Regions from separate parts of the Homo sapiens genome. Here region 1 is linked to region 2. The links are chromatin loops, found by intact Hi-C in ENCODE. Cell type or tissue: CD4-positive, alpha-beta T cell. All regions are shown on one strand. Each heading gives the region's core, and the rest is flanking DNA. Links, peaks and the distances in the headings are about the cores only.

Region 1 (2,919 bases), core at 184-2,683, 50 kb before region 2:
GAGTGGGATTTGAGCTCAACTTTTCTTGTCTCTGTCCTTCTTTTTGACCACCTAACTACTACTGGCTCCCAGGAGGCCTCATTGAAGCTGGAAAGAGGTGGGGATTGGGAAAAATGGAATTGCAGACTCAGAAGCACCTCATAACATCATCCCTTCTTATTGCCCACTCCCAGAAAGCATCCCCTGGATGTCATCTTTGACAATTGTCACTTTGCTTCTCCTCAGACACTACAGGTGATCCAGAATGTGGTGCCACATGAGGCAACCTAGTCCATTTTTAGACAGCAGTGATTGTCACCCAGTTTTCCCATATTTTGAACAGAAATAATTTATCTCCCTAACTTCACCTACTTGTCCTAGTTCTGTTTTCTGGAGCTCTACCAAATAAAACTATTTTTCTTCTGATGGATAAATTTAAGTATTTGTAGATGCCAGGGAATTTGGAACAGTTTCCTACTACACCCCAAGCTCCTTTCCCTATTTGCAGAAGAAATGCAGGGGTTCATTCTCCACTTGGGCCAGTGCTTTGCGTTCATTTCTGTGAGCAGCTTATTATGTGTGCCTATTAACCCAGAAGGACACAATTGTGCATAGGAAAGTAGCTTTGTTTTACGGTTCAATTGATTGGAACAATAAGTACACCTCTGTGTGGTCTTCATAGTTTATTATGATTATGATTATGGTTATGATTATTTTGAGATGGGGTTTCTCTCTTGTAGCCCAGGCTGGAGTACAATGGCACGATCTCAGCTCACTGCAACCTCTGCCTCCCAGGTTCAAGCGATTCTCCTGCCTCAGCCTCCTGAGTAGCTGGGATTACAGGCGCCCACCCCCATGCTAGGCTAATTTTTGTATTTTTAGTGGAGACGGAGTTCGCCATGTTGGCCAGGCTAGTCTCAAACTCCTGACCTCAGGTGGTCCACCTGCCTTGGCCTCCCAAAGTGCTGGGATTGCAGGAGTAAGCTACTGCGCCCAGCCCATAGTTTATTATTTTACTTAATTTTTTCAAGACATTGGCTTTGAGTATGGCCCTGTTAGGCCCTGGTGTTAAAATGTTAGACAAGTCATTTATGTCTTTTGTGAAAACAGGGCTAAAATGTAATGGGAAAAAAAAGTGCAGTAGTTTTGGGTGTCACATGAGGGAGGGCCTTGAAAGAGCAAGGAGGTGCCCGGCATGGGCTCCCTGGGTGGAGGGTGAAGCACTGGATACTTTCAAGGACCAGTAGGCTGGTACCATCAAGGGAAATAACAAAATGGGATCAATTTGGCAATGATTTGTGGTACTTCTGGTTCAATTTGAAGAGGGGTGAAGATTACAGAGTACATACAGATGAAATTATTTCTGTTAAATTAGGCATAATAGTTATGGAAGCTGTGAGTTGTTTATGTCTTATTTGCATTCTTGATAAAAATTTCCAGGAGGCCCAGGGAGTTCTGTGTTTCAGTGAAACCCTTGCAATTTATGAAGACTATTTCATCTTTAGGATCTTGTTACCAGAACTGACTCTCTTTTTCTTGGGGAAAGGGTGCCTCCCCTTCCTCTGGTGGATTTCACTATTTTGTGTTGAAAAGTAAATTTGCCTAAACTTGGTAGGCCACTCCCAGACATATGACTGTGGGAAGGATCCTTCCTCTTTTGAAGCTTGAATTTCCTCATCTGTCAACTAAGGTTCTTTCCAGCTCTGAGGATCATAAGCCCTCTTCTTATTTTGGTGTGATGTTTTCCTGATATATAAAGGCCCAGTAATGTGATATATAATGTGCCATCAATGACACATTCTCCTGGCAACATCTATGGTATTGCAGATTAAGTTATTGGCTGTAATTCTTCATTCCCCTGTTATAGTAATATTATACATTTATATCCCTGTCATGGGTTTATTTTATTTTATTTTATTTTATTTTTTGAGACAGAGTTTTGCTCTGTTGCCCAGGCTGGAGTGCAATGGTGCGATCTTGGCTCACTTCAACCTTCGCCTCCCAGGTTCAAGAAATTCTCCTGCCTCAGCCTCCTGAGTAACTGGGATTACAGGCAACCGCCACCATGCCTGGCTAATTTTTGTATTTTTAGTAGAGATGGAGTTTCACCATGTTGGTCAGGCTGGTCTCAAACTCCTGACCTTAGGTGATCTGCTTGCCTTGGCCTCCCAAAGTTCTGGAATTATAGGCATGAGCCATAGCGCCCGGCCCAGCCATAGGTTTAGAGTAGGAAAAGTGTACTTTCCAGCTCCTTGGCTTTAGGCGTGGTTGTGTGACCAGTGGGCTGTTAGCAGATGTGATGAAGCAGAGGCTTGAGCTGTGCTTGTGCACGTTCCAGGCACTGGTCGCAGAAAAATAAAAGAAATGTAGAACCAGACCAAAATTCTTCCCAAAGCTTAGAGCCCAGCCTAGATCAGCTGAATCCCTGTAGATGCTTGAGTGAAAAATAAATACTTTATGTTTTTGCTGCTGAGATTTTGTAGTTGTCTGTTTTTTTTTTTGAGACAGACTTGTTCTTGTGGCCCAGATGGGAGTGCAGTGGCATGATCTCAGCTTCTGTAACCTCCACCTTCCCGTTTCAAGCAATTCTCCTGCCTCAGCCTCCTGAGTAGCTGGGATTACCTGCCACCACACCTGTCTAAGTTTTGTATTTTTAGTAGGGGTTTCACCATGTTGGCCAGGTGGTCTCGAACTCTTCTGTTGTTGTTGTTGTTGACACGGAGTCTTGCCCTGTTGCCCAGGCTGGAGTGCAATGGTGCAATCTCAGCTCACTGCAACTTCCGCCTCCCGGGTTCAAGGGATTCTCCTGCCTCAGCCTCCTGAGTATCTGGGATTTCAGGTACGCACCTCCACGCCCAGCTAATTTTTGTATTTTTAGTAGAGACGGAGTTTCACCATGTTGGACGGGCTGGTCTCGAACCCCTGACCTCGTGATCCACC
Region 2 (2,919 bases), core at 125-2,624:
TCCTGGCTAACATGGTGAAACCCCATCTCTACTAAAAATACAAAAAAATTAGCTGGGCATGGTGGCAGGCGCCTGTAGTCCCAGCTACTTGGGAGGCTGAGGCAGGAGAATGGCGTGAACCCGGGAGCTGGAGGTTGCAGTGAGCTGACATCGTGCCACTGTGCTCCAGCCTGGGCTACAGAGTGAGACTCCATCTCAAAAAAAAAAAAAAAAAAAAAAAATATATATATATATATATATAGATAGATAGATAGATAGATAGACAGATATAGATATAGATAAAGTTCCTAGTGGATGCTCAGTAATGGTAGCTATCAAATTTTTACTTGGTCTGAGAATAATTACTCTGATTACTCTGTAGCTATGAATGAAAACTATCTTTCTTATGATGTATAAAGAAAATATCATTACTACATCACTGTGTCAATAAAGCTTAGTGTTCATGAATGTCAGCCCATAGCTTAAGTATGTAAGAAATATTGCCTTCCTTTATTCCTTTTTTCCTTCCTACCTTCCCCTCTATTTTTTTCTTTCTATTTAATTTTGACTCCAATATAGACTGTTGGGAGTTTCAATCTCAATGATTCTTGGGATTCCCCACCTTCTTCAGTTTTACACCAAGGGTGCAGAATCTTTAACTGAGGCACTAGGCAAATCCTGCTACTCACTGGTCTCTGTCTACATCAAGTCCTGCTGAGATGCCTACCATGCCTAGAACTCCTTCCGACGTTTTCCACAATTGGACACCAGGGATCTTTGGTCAATCTAGGAATACTAGGTCTAAGTCTAGTGTCTTAGGAAACCACATGGAAATACGGAAGGAAGAAGGACAGAAGGAAGAAAGGGTGGAAGAAAGGAAGGAAAGAAAAAAGCCACTGGCTCAGGGTCAACTGGGTTTGTTTATTAGGCAATAGATTAACAGGTGAAGAAAGCCATGTAGTCTAGGTAGAAATGAAAACCTCTGGAGGAAAAAATAGAGTGGAAAAGAGCAGAAGGAAAAAGGCCATGGAAAAGCCTAAAGCCCAAACTATTGTAGAGATTTTTCATTTGCAATTTGCAAGTTTTCTTCTGGTAGAAGAGACATGCAATGTATAAAGGGTATTTCCAGTTGACTCAGAGAAAGAGAACTCATGGGTCATGTGAAGCAGGAAGAACATAATAAATGACTTCATGGTTTGGTCTTACTCTAACTTGATTACTTGACTTCATCTTGTTTCTTCACCTGTAAAATGTAGAAGTTCTAAACACAAACTCTTAAAAATATATTTGAATTCTAAAATTCTCTAAATCATGTGAATTGAGAAAGATAATTTTATAGGATGGGCTTTGCTATGGTTTTCAGAGTCATGACTATGAAAGAAAAATGAAGTCAGAGGCAAAATAATCTCTTCTTCTTCCCAGGTGCCATTCCTCTTTGACTGCATCTCTGTTACAGCAGGTATAACTTTCAGTTCTGATTTATGGCCTTTTACTGGCAAGTCTTATCTTCTTGTTTACTACCAGTTTAAATTCTTTAAGGAACTAATTCAGCTACCCAGACCTATCTTCCTTCTCTTTTCCCTCCCTGCTCATACATATTCTCCTTGAACCTAGTAAGCACAAACAATTTTTTCATAAGCAAATGGAAATGACCAGCTTTAAAAACTCAATAATTTCCTCTGAAGGTTACTCGTTGACTTCTCTTGGAAAGTTGTTTCTGTGGCTTACATCCTGACAAACTGAAACTGCTTTTGTCCTAACATATTTATTATTAAATTTTCACCACTGTGCTTAATGCTTTACAGTAATTTTCTCTTTTAATCTCACAACAACCCTGAAGAGCAGATCTGAATGCCATTTTGAAGACAGGAAAACAAAGGCCCACAGAGGTTATAGGATTTGCTAAAGATCATTCAGCTACTAAGGAGCAGAAGCAGGACATGATTCCAAGTCTTTCAGATTCCAAAGCCCACCTCCATATAGTAGAGGTGCGTTCTCAATTCTCTAAATACAGCTAATAGTAACTACTTCACAATTGGAAAGGCCAACTGATTTGTGGATATGCATAGAATAATAATAACGGTAAATTTGGAAACAAAACGACCTCTCCCCAAATCACTCTGAACAGAGTCTGATTTTTAGCAGCTATTTTGTGATATAACATACAGCATTGAAGTCTAGCCTTGAGTTTGTAATCATGGTGCTTACACAGGGTCATCAGGAGTTTGCAAACACAGTTACTCTGCTCTTAAGCAACAGAAGTTTTCAGTGAGAGAAAAAGGAAAACATTTTAAATATAAACATTTTGGAAAGAAACTGATGACCCATCCCATTAGAACGATTCAGACGGGAAATAATAGCCCTTTACTTTCAGCTTATTCTGAATAAGCAAGTATTTTCAGTGTGCATTCCATAATGACTCCCAATTCTCAGAACACTGAAAAACCTTTCAACAAACTCCAGAGGAAAATAAAGTCTGCTGTTGGTGAGACAGGGAACAAGATACCATCATCGCACAGTGACTGCCCAACTCTACAATAAACACATCAGGGAATATCTCCTGTATGTGTATGACACATTCTTAATCCACAATAAATATGTATTTGAACAGTAGATGTATTTTTCTTTCTAAAGAACAATTTTCTGTAGATATTTATGTCTGATTAAACATCAGAACAGAATCTACTTGCCTGTTCTCAGAAGTCCCTGTTTTACCTTAAGTATCCCTTTTTCATAATCTGGTTCAGTAACAGCTTTTTTGATTGAAAACTTCTTTTGGTTTGACAGTTTTTTTAATGTATGACATAAAAGTTTTAATTTAATATGCCAACTCATCTACTCTTTCCTCATTTATACTTTTTTTTTTCCCTCCAGTGGCACGATCTCAGCTCACTGCAACCTCTGCCTCCTGGGTTCAAGAGATTCTCCTGCTTCAGCCTC

What was found. A loop is a pair of places that touch in the nucleus more often than their neighbours do. Peaks named below come from ENCODE experiments on the same cell type or tissue, not always from the same donor. Only the 100,000 strongest peaks of a DNase experiment are listed, where the experiment ranks them.
Region 1: it touches region 2 in a loop (3-fold over the local background); 4 of 110 quality-filtered maps call a loop at or near these places.

Annotation. Positions count from the first base shown.
Region 1 is chr9:72,422,717-72,425,635 of GRCh38, forward strand. No RefSeq gene overlaps it. Among named protein-coding and RNA genes, the nearest start is that of ZFAND5, 59 kb to the left of the region's middle. In CD4-positive, alpha-beta T cell, for the core only: no CTCF peak of the experiment used is centred there; a DNase peak (open chromatin) is centred at 1,635.
Region 2 is chr9:72,472,588-72,475,506 of GRCh38, forward strand. No RefSeq gene overlaps it. Among named protein-coding and RNA genes, the nearest start is that of TMC1, 48 kb to the right of the region's middle. RefSeq lists an enhancer at 1,021-1,120. In CD4-positive, alpha-beta T cell, for the core only: no CTCF peak of the experiment used is centred there; a DNase peak (open chromatin) is centred at 1,124.